Linked DNA regions of Homo sapiens: region 1 is linked to region 2. A link is an interaction called in ENCODE POLR2A ChIA-PET data of the cell type or tissue named here. Cell type or tissue: HepG2. All regions are shown on one strand. Links, peaks and the distances in the headings refer to the core of each region. The heading gives the core; the rest is flanking DNA. Region 1 holds the start of MAT1A (methionine adenosyltransferase 1A). Region 2 overlaps TSPAN14 (tetraspanin 14).

Region 1 (5,320 bases), core at 321-5,320, 170 kb after region 2:
TTATAGGTGCCCGCCACCATGCCTGGCTAATTTTTGTATTTTTAGTGGAGACGAGATTTTACCCTGTTGGCCAGGCTAGTCTCAAACTCCTGACCTCAGGTAATCAACCCGCCTTGGCCTCCCAAAGTGTTGGAATTATAGGTGTGAGCCACTGTGCCCAGCTGGGATGCTCATCTTTCTAGGTATGAATCATCAGGTAGTTTTAAAACTCCTGGTATGTGCAACATGGTGCCAACCCCCAAAGGGTATGTTGGTGTGGGAAGTTGGCCCCAGCTGATGCCTGACTCAAATGTGAGATGATAAGGATGGGTGCAGAGGTGACTATCTGTGAACACAGAAATGGAGGGGAGAATTCCAAGGCACTTTTGAAAAAGAATTAACAGACTATGGAAACTTGGATATGATGATAGACAATCAGGAATTGAAACCGCCTCCCAGGATTTCAAGCCTCTAAAGTCGGGGGACGAAGTGATTCTACTAAGAAAAACAATACAGTTTTGAAAAATGACAATGCACAGCTGGATTTCATTATATTGCATGAACATCTTAGGGTCTGTTCTTCATTAGGTTATTCCTCAATCAAGGCAAGAGTCTTAACTCTTCTCTCTGATTTTGGAGTCTTCCTTCTCAAATCTAACTTGCACTCTACACTGTCAGAATGAAACCCATTTCACTGCTTTTCTAGAGGACTACTTACTGCTTAGAGTGCCTGGCTTCTCAGCCATTACCTCCCTGCCCAGTTATCTGCTCCCACCCTCCCCAGGTGGGGTTGGGGCAATGTTCTTCTGCACTAACTTCACCAGCTGTGGCTGGGGAAGTTTTCCCTTCCAGACCCTCTCTGTCTTCCTGTTGCCTTTCTAAGTTCTGTAATTCCTTTGGGCCCTAGCTTGAGTCCTGCTTTTTGCATTAAGTCTTTCAACATGTCTTTCTTCCTTTTCAGAATAGGAGTTGTATATGGGTGTGTAGGGGTGGAAAGGTGTTATGCTTTCCTTACCCATCATAAGGGTCACAGCTGATGCTCTTATAACAAAAGACGGATTAACAAGGGAAAAGCATAATACATTTATTTTATCAAAGTTCTGTTTGTTATTTTGATATCTAAATGTACAATCTGAATCAATTTCATCTTTCTTTCATAAGTAACTTATTCATGCTCCAGAGTGGCATCTACAGGAAAAGTTTGTGCTTAAATTAATGAGGCAAAAGCAGTATATCCACTTGAAAATATTTCATTATTTAGCCGTTTAAGTCAGAGGAGCTTCTAGCCAAAGTTTAGAAATGTTTGCACTTAGACAACACCTGCACCCCCCACCTCTGCACCTAGGGTCCTCCCTGTGGCCTCCCCATCAGGCATGGCAGTGCAGAGCCAGCAAAGGGTACCATCTGGCAGGGCCTCCCCACCACCCCTGCGGCCCCGTGGTGCTGCCTAGGGTCAGGTGCCCTCGAAGCTCCATCACTAAACTGCTCAGTGGGACTTACAGGCACTGCTTATTGGAAACAGTCTTCCACTGGATGTTTTATATTCAGAGATTCATCGGGGTAAATCTGACTGAAAGAGAGATTTATTTTGAAAGCCAAGTTTCTCCAGAGGCTTGTCAGTGAAGCTTCAGAGTTCAAGGCTGCTGCATGTCAGTGAGATCAACTGTGTGCCTTTGACACATTGGACTTAGGTAATCAGTCCAGTGTGGAGTTTGGGGCTTGGAGTGGCCATTGGGACAATTCAAGCATAAGAGAGATGGGAACAGGCTGTGCGTAAGGGAGGACTTAATTTGTGTTTATGATGGTAAATTAGGGCCATGAAGTCCTTGTAGGTTCAACTCTCAAAGTAATTACATCTTTGCTAAGATCTGCCAATTCTTTCTGAAGGGGGTAGATTGAAACTACAATTTTAACTCTTGGTTGAATTGCTACTTCTTTTATCAGGTAAAATTCATTGCAAAAGTGAAATCTTTTGGCTAGTTCTGCACTGCCAGAGCCTTCCATTATTATCTTTTTCAGAAACATACTGATGAATAAGGACCTTCACTGCAGCATTATAGTGATGTGAAATAACTGGAGAAGTTGAAAATATTTAACCACTGAGGAATGAATGGTTTAATAATTTATGGTACATCCTTATTGTGGGATACTATTCAAGTATTAAAAAATAAGGCCTGCTGGGTGCAGTGGTTCACGCCTGTAATCCCAGCACTTTGGGAAGCTGAGGCAGGCGGATCACGAGGTCAGGAGTTCGAGACCAGCCTGACCAACATGGTGAAACCCTGTCTCTACTAAAAATACAAAAATTAGCTGAGTGTGGTGGCGTGCACCTCTAATCCCAGCTACTCAGGAGGCCGAGGCAGGAGAATCACTTGAACCCGGGAGGCGGAGGTTGCAGTGAGCTGAGATCATGCCATTGCACTCCAGCCTGGGTGACAGAGTGAGACTTCATCCCCCCCCAATAAAAAAACATAAGGCCTATCTGTATTTAGAGATGTGAACAGAGGGCCACGATATATTGTGGGGGGAAAAAAGCGAGATGCAAAATTATATGTGTATATGTGTATATTCACATATACATACATATGTATACATACCATAATCTATTTTTGTTCAGAGGAAAATCATATGTATGTAAATAGACTGCTTAATAATATTAGCTGATATTTATTAAATTTGTATTGTGTGCTAGCACTTTGTCCAATACTCATCATACCTAAATGACCTCATTTAGTTCTCAAAATAACACTAGGAGGTAGGTAATTATTTAACCCGCTTTACAGCAGAAGAAACAACAGATTAGAAAGGTTAGGAAGCCTTCTCCATGCTGCATGGGAGGTTACAGGCAAAAGTTGGACCCTAGTCCAGAAGCCTGCACTTCCATCCACCATGCTCCGTGTACTGCTTCTTAACATTTACTTGCTAGAAGAATATAAGGCATCCTAGTATTTAGTTGGGGTCTTAAATGAAACTCATACTTGAGATGAGTTTTTAACGAGGTGCCTCTCAGATCCCTCCCTCACACCCTCAATTGGCATCCAGGCTGCCAAAGCCCCCTGCACACATATCTGTGTAACAGATCGTCTCCCCACCCTGACGCCTTCCACCCCATGGTGCTGTTACTTATGGAATTCAGAAGGCAGCTACTGCTTTGTTTTCTGTCTTCCTGATAACTCTAGGAACCTTGAAGAGTACCTGCTACTTACACATCATCTTGTTCTTAAATCAAATTTGGACCATAATTGTTATCATACAATTTTAACTGCTAAGGTCACCTAGTTCTACAGTTCAAATTAAACATTAGCTCATATTGCCTCTAGGTTTAAAACTAATGTACCCAGAAGAAATTTACTAAGGGCCAGCAATGTTGAAATAGCTTAAGTGCAAACAGAGGAGTCCTGTGTGCTGGCAATGACAAGGCGATGTTGTCTAAAGTCCCTATTTGATTCCTCGTTTGTCCATCCCTTCCCAGTGGCCTTTTCCTCTCTGAACTTTCAACAGTCTTGTGCCTAAGCACTTCAGTTCACTCCTTGTTAAATGCCGTTGATTGGCTATGCATATGTAACATCCCTTACTTTATTCCAGAAGAGGTCACCTTAATACTGCTTTAATTCCCTGAAGGGATGATGTTTGGTCATCAGTTAGCAAAACTCAAGCTTTGGAGCACCAGAATGTGTGCCAGAAAAAATTTTTCCAAATGCTTGATAATAAACTCAGAGGGGGGTTTGGTCACCAGAATTGTTAGGTGAGGCTATTGCTTCCTAACTTTTGCTTCCCACAGTCCAAGCTTTGATGCACAAGGTTATGGTTGATTACTTTTTATTGCATTCTAGTGGGAACTGGTTTCTCCACCCATCCTCATTTTCTGTGGTCTCAATTCCCCATTGTTCCTTGGGTCTGAGGATGCAGCTGGATCTGAGAGTGTGAGACGCTGTCATTTAGTACATGAACTAAAGATATAATCCTGTTTACTACTTTTTTTGGTCAAAGCAAAAAATAATGCAAGAGTTATGTGAACACGATGTTTATTACATGTATAGAACTGAATATGTAGATGTTTATAATCCGGAAGCTTTGGGAAACTGGACTTTGATAATTTCCCTGTAATGAATCCATTTCTCAAAAGCATTTTTTTCTAAAAAAAACACACACACACACACACACACACACACATTGTTCTCTGTAACCTCCCCAGATAGATACTTTTTAAAGATCTTGCTTGTTAAAATGCCTGCCAGCCTTTTAGAGAAGTTGACAGGTTAGGTGGTTTCTGTTAGCAGAAACACGTGGACTCAAAGCTTTTCCTCTAAAATGAATCTGTTGTGTAACATCACAGCTGGCTCAGAATACAGGTGCGTGCTCCTGCTCTCCCTGAGAAGATAGAATGGGAAGAGACCAATCCAGATGAGACGCAGGGGAGGAGGGGACACCCAACAGCAAAGGCACTGTTGCAATCTTAGCCTAAACCATATCTCTGAGAAAGAGTTTCTTGTTGCCTGCTTGTATCTCTGGGTGATCACAGACCCCTGCTCTCCAAGGTGGGTTGTGAACTCTGGAGCACTACCAAGATTGGCTAAGAGCTGAAGGAGAGTCCCAAAGGAGCTTCAATTCTGCAGAACTATACAGCCTTCTTTACCTTACCTTGACCAGGTGCTTAGAGTTTGGAAAGTCAGGGATAAGAATTGAAATTCCTCCAGGTAAGAAGACCCCCCTCTTAGGAAATGGACTCCTCCAATTTTCTCACATGATTTTTCAGGCACTTTCGCTTTTCCATATATAGGAGTCGCTCAGGAGCAAGCTGTGGCAAGCTGGAGGGAGGGACACATCCCGTGTTCCATCCACTCCCTCCCTTCTCAGCAGTCCTCGCCTGTTCTCACGTGCTCACAGGCAGTTAGGCAGAAGTGATCCCCGTGGCTCTGCCAAAGACAAGCCTGTTGGGTTGAAAGAAGAAGAAGAAGAAGAAAAAAAAACTCAGGCAAAGTCACAGCCTCAAAATTGTTCACTGAAAGAAGCGTGAGTGGAGAAGTGTGAGAAGATGAATGGACCGGTGGATGGCTTGTGTGACCACTCTCTAAGTGAAGGAGTCTTCATGTTCACATCGGAGTCTGTGGGAGAGGGACACCCGGGTAAGTAGGCTGTCTTGGACTGACTGGAAAACGATCATTCCAAGCCTATACTGAGGGAGTCACTTACAAATGGTTTTAATTTGACACATAATAATTGTGCATATTTATGGGGTACCGTGTGTTGTTTTGATCCATGAGTATAACATTTAATGATCAAATTAGGATAATGGGCATACCCATTGCCACAGACATTGACTACTTCTTTGTGGTGAAAA
Region 2 (5,378 bases), core at 208-5,207:
TTTTACTTTTAACAAGTTTGTTTTTACATTTAAGAGCTTGGCCTCACTTTGGCAAGAGGTAAAATTAAAAGCTTTACTTCCCTCTCCCTGGATTCCACTTCACAACAGAGGGGCTACACTAATAAACAAAAGTAATGTGCCATTTCCAAGAAAAGCCAAGGCGAGGTCCAAGGTAAGACTACTCATCAGTGAACTCCAGGGGCCACACTCAGCGCCTGAACACTGGGAGTGTGTGTTTGGGCTCAGGGTGGCTCGGTTTCCACTTGAAAACTACAGGCATCTTTTGAGGTGATCATCACCACCCCTCAAGAACCTGAGGAAGAAATGCCCAGGAAAAGAGGGGCTCTTTGTTAATTCCATCTGATGACATTTTCTTCCAAAGGATCCTGAGTTGGCAAGAGAGATTCCAGGTAGTGGAGTTAGATTAATAGAACCATTTTGGAGTTAGATTAATAGAACTCCAAGGGTTACAGCTAAAATGTTCCCAAAGTTCCTCTGAGCAACACTTCCATTTTCTAGTAAGAATCTACACCCCAGGAAGTGACCCACCAAGGTCACCCAGTAAGCCCGAATTCAAATCCCAGCCTCTACATCCATTGTGTTTTTCCCAGAAAGAATACTGAGCTGCCTCGATGGTGACTTTCCCAGTCTTGTTTGGGTCCAACAACCTGTAAACTAAAAATAAAATTCTAAGCCCCATAACCAACTAAACAGACCCTCTTGGCCACGAGGACCCCAGAGAAACCTGAAAAACAGCTCTTGGCCACAACAAGGAGGAGGTTGGAAAGGCCTCATTACATACCTCCTCCCTTTTGGGATTTAGACACAAAAACTGACCATCATTAATATTAAAATAGAGATTATAAGACTAAGAAACAAGACTCTTTGTGACAATAAGATACCGAAATATAAAGAGGACTGAAGGCCATGCCAGACAAGGGTTAAGTCACTCACCCCACAGCTCTAACCCAGTGTATTGGTTAACGGACTTCCTTATCTTACCAGTCCTTTCTGCTGACTCTAAATTTTTGGACAAAGCTTTACTCCTTTAACGAATTACAAATTAAAGAATCTCCGAACCCACCTATGACCTGTAAGCCCGTTTCATGATATCCCACCCTTCTGGGCTTAAACAATGCATATCTTCCATGTACTGACTTATGCCTTTGCCTGTAACTTTTGCCTCCTTAAAATGTATAAAACAAAACCGTAATCCAACGGCCTCAAGCACCCTTTCCCCACACCTCTTGAGACCGTGCTTTTCCCAGGACGCAGACACTCACTGGATTGGAATAAACCTCTTTAAAATATTTTAGAGACTTTGGTTTTTCTGTTAACATACCCCACCCCCCACCAAAGTGGGGGTGTTTCAATGCCTTTCACGATGAGCACCAGCTCTTTTTACTTTGAGTCTTGTAGGTGCTACAACATTTGTTAAAATGAGGGCTGGGTGCTGTGGCTCACACCTGTAATCCTAGCACTTTGGGAGTCCGAGGCAGACGGACAGCTTGAACCCAGAAGATGAGTTCGAGACCAGCCAAGGCAACATTGCAAGAGTTCGTCTCTATGAAAAATTTTTAAAAATTAGTCGCGCATGGTGATGCGTGCCTGTGGTTTCAGCTACTGGGAAAGCTGAGGCAGGAGGATCACTTGAGCCTGGGAGGTGGGGGCTACACTAAACCATATTCATGCCACTACACTCCAGCCTGGGCAACAGAGCAAGATTCCATGTCAAAAAATAAAATAAAATGAGGACACTCCAAGGTGCAACCCTATCTGGGGCTGAGGCTTGCTTCTTGATTTGTAAGACTTGGCTGATAAGAGAATCAAATAAGACAGCCAGGATGGGTTTTGAAAGGGTAAGCTATAATGCTAAACACATGAAAACTAGTGGGAGTTATGAGTTCTATACAAAACAACTCTATTTCAAAGGCAGGTGCCTTACAGATTCTGTCTGTGGTTTAGAAAGGAGACAGTATGGGTTGGGGCGGGCACACCTCAGATAGAGAAGTCAGACAGCGGGTGAGAGTGGCCTTCACCCCGCCTGCAACCCCACACATAGCTGAAATTGTACCCCAAAAGAGAATGCTCATTTTGCCCACCAAAAAGTGGTGGGGGAGAGAAGGGAGAGATTCAGATGTGAAGAAGCAGGGTACAGTTCCCCTCAGTTAGAGAAAGGTCCTCACAACCATAAGGACCAAAATAAAAAATATTCTTAACCAATCCTGCCTCTGTTTTCAACAAAGACCAGGAGATTAAGAACGAGCATCCTTTGTGCCTGAGAGTGGCTTTTTCTGCCAAAGACCCGGAGGCTAACTCTCTCTCTCTTTAGTGTGCACCTCAGTGGCCCAAAACAGGTGAGACCTCTCTCTGTTCCCACTGTAGGTGTCACTATCTTTCTGATCCAGTAAGAGGGGATACTCTGTGCTTCTCTCAGCATGGCTGGGAGATAGGGGTACAGCCAGAGGAATTAGGGGTGCAGCCAGGGGGCTGCCATGCCTTTGGCTCAGTGGGCAGATTCATGTCACAAGGGTTTCCACCCCACCAGCGCTGTGTGCTGGCTGCCTGCTGCCCACTGCCAGCCTGAGATTCAAGAGCCCGGAGATGGCAGAACAAAGGAAAATGGCTGTGGCTCCTGCAGCGGGGGTGGCTGCAGGCTGAGCTGCCAGCACACAGGCTTTTCAGCAGCTGAGTGCTCGCGTGAGGAACGGGAGCACTGGGCTGAGCACTGAGGCACAAAGCAAGTGGGGGGCCTGGGAGACTAATAGCAACCCAGGCACGTGCCTGGCCCCCACCCAAGGGCACAGCTGGGCCGGGAAGACTCGGCAGAACTCACTCCCCAAAGCAGTGGGCAGGTGGCCGACAAGCCTGGCACCGGCCACTCCTGCTCCTTGCCCAGCTGCTCAGAACTCTTACCCAGAGGTGTTCCAGGCAAGCACAGGGACTTGAGAAGGGCGAAGGGGGATCTTGACAGAGGCAGAAACTAGAATCTGAGAACACATGATGGGCCTTGGAGTGGCTCAAGGCTGTCTGCAAATGGACCTCTATTAAGCATAAAGGGCTCCTGCTACCAGCAACAATAGTTGCACTGACCACTCCCTCTCCCACTCTCCTCCTTCTCTAGTTCCCTCCCACCCTTCCCCCAAAAAAATCTACAATGGGAAGCAGCAGGAAACCAGGGCAGAGCCCCTGAATAGCTCCACTGTGAGGCCCCAGGTCCCGCCTCCTCAGCTCCACAGGTCAGCCCTCACTGCCACCAGGCCACAATAGAAACCTCTGTGCTACCAAGGACCCAGGCCCAGACAATGAGCTGCACATGGGAAGCTCTGGCCTTCTCACGGGGACTGCATGTAACCGCAATGGTGAGAAGTTCTCTGAGTAGAAGGGTGGGAGAGCCATGGCAGGGACACAAGCCTCAAACCCACCAGGTCAGGGTCTATTTAGGAGGTCTATCTGCCAGCCAGCCCTAAAGTCTCCCTGCTTCCCACCCTGCCCTGGCATGGGGCAGTGAAAGCCACACAGGGAAACAACCAGAGAGCTCCCAACACAGAGTGGGCACCTCCAACATGCTCTCACGACTGTCCCTCCTTCCCCACCCATCCCAGGAAGAACCGTACCCCATTTCTGTTCTGAAAGGAAGCTCCCGCTCAAAACACAAAACCCATCTATTATTTTCACCAGGTGCCTTTTACACAGGCTTTTAAAATCACAGGGTGGCAACCAGGCCCAAGGCGGCCTGAACAGGGAGGTGTGCAGAGCAGCGAAAGGCCAAGGGAGGCCAGAGAAGGAGGCCGATCCTCACACCAACCCCTGACACTGCGGGAAAATCTGCTCCTCTAAAAGCTGACGCCAGCTCCAGCTTGCTGCAACCAACGCTCCCCCTTCACACCCCACATAGGTCCTGCAAAGTCGTGAGGTTGCTGGAACCCACTATGAGAAGCCTGCTCCCCGCCTCCCTACACCCCAACTCGCTCTGGCTGACTCCTCACACTTTTAGGGGCACAGGCTGCATGAGCCAGAGGGCCAGCCAAGGGCTGTAAATATGGAGGTCACGGAGACAGGCTGGCCTGAACTGAACCAAAGATGGACTTGGGTGGGAACCAACACGCTGGCACCTCTCATGCCTTCCCAGTAGTTTCTCCAGCTCTTGTCTCTGTAGAAGGCCAAGATCCCTCCAAAAGAAAACTTTGTAAACTTTCATTCCCCCTTTCGGAATCAAAGCCGCATGTTTCTTTTCCTTTTACACACCTAATGCAGTAACTCCACATCTAGTCATTTCCACTACAGACCTGCAGCATGCATAAGACACTCCTGCAGCTTAGCCTATAGAAACAAAACACTGAAAGCAACCTCAAAATCCATCAATAGAGAGCTGGTAAAGTGAGTCATCATTCACTGTGCAGCAGAATCATGCACTGCTGTTAAAAAGAATGGACTAAACTATGTGTGCTAAAATGGAACAATCCTGGGATAAATTCTCAGAGTAAAAATCAGGAAGTGCAAAACAGCATAATTAGTATACCACTGGGGTAATAAACAAGAGAGGAATACAGTCATGCTTGACTAGGCACTGAACATCTGGTGACAGCGGCCTCAGGGGAGCAGAACTGAAGGGGTCAGGGATAGAAATAGGAGTTTTCACCGTGTATCTTTGTTATGTGTTTTTCATCATGTATACATTTTTGTAAATAAAAATGTTAAACCTAAATTAATATTTAAAATGCCTAAAGTTTGTGGCTGGACACACAATTTTACCCGTAGCTGTCTGCAGGCAGCTTCTGGTGTTTCCCTAGAACAAGGCAGAGTAATGGGGAGGGGAAACGAAACAAGGGGAAGGAGGGGGTCAGGCAGTGGCAGCCTCAGGGATACAGACTCACCAACTCACAGGGCTCCCTGCTTTCGACTCCACCCCAAGTCCTGAAATAGAAAGTTTTCCTAAGAAGAGCAAGAACAGATTCTGACAAAGGCACAAAAGAAACCAGACCATCTGCTGCCAAGCCCACTTCATGATAAATCTGTAAGACCCTAAGATTCAGGCAATGTAGGCGATGCAGGAGACGGGACTGAAACCCAGGCATCCCGGGCATCCACAGGGACCCTTCTCTGAGCCCTCCCCACTCAGTCATCAGTGGAGCTCGAGGTCCTAGTGCTATGAACACATCCCAGTTTCAGCAACTAAAGAAAGCTATTTCAACAGATTTCTAGGCCTGGCCCAATTCCAAGGACAGGCTAAAAACAGTTTCTCCAAAATCCCAGCTCAAAACCCCATTCCCTAACCACTAAACTCCATGTACCTTCCAGGAAATGGAAGCTGCAAAATGGAGCTGTGAGATGCACTTGTAGATTTATTCCTCACTAAAGAGATACATATATGTTGT

Evidence for each region. Peaks named below come from ENCODE experiments on the same cell type or tissue, not always from the same donor. Only the 100,000 strongest peaks of a DNase experiment are listed, where the experiment ranks them.
Region 1: POLR2A ChIA-PET joins it to region 2 with 5 read pairs; 1 of 35 experiments calls an interaction of 5 or more read pairs at or near these places.

The regions. Positions count from the first base shown.
Region 1 is chr10:80,289,118-80,294,437 of GRCh38, reverse strand. It overlaps MAT1A (methionine adenosyltransferase 1A), which reads left to right and starts at 4,780. Exons shown (of 9, transcript NM_000429.3): 1 at 4,780-5,105. The coding sequence starts at 5,015. RefSeq lists an enhancer at 4,651-4,945. In HepG2, for the core only: a CTCF peak has its summit at 4,773; DNase peaks (open chromatin) are centred at 1,647, 3,407, 4,357 and 4,757; H3K4me3 peaks cover 1,796 bases.
Region 2 is chr10:80,462,627-80,468,004 of GRCh38, reverse strand. The region is part of intron 1 of TSPAN14 (tetraspanin 14); the gene reads right to left. Among named protein-coding and RNA genes, the nearest start is that of TSPAN14, 11 kb to the right of the region's middle. RefSeq lists silencers at 838-1,132, 4,958-5,252 and enhancers at 2,091-2,662, 2,663-3,234. In HepG2, for the core only: no CTCF peak of the experiment used is centred there; a DNase peak (open chromatin) is centred at 3,224.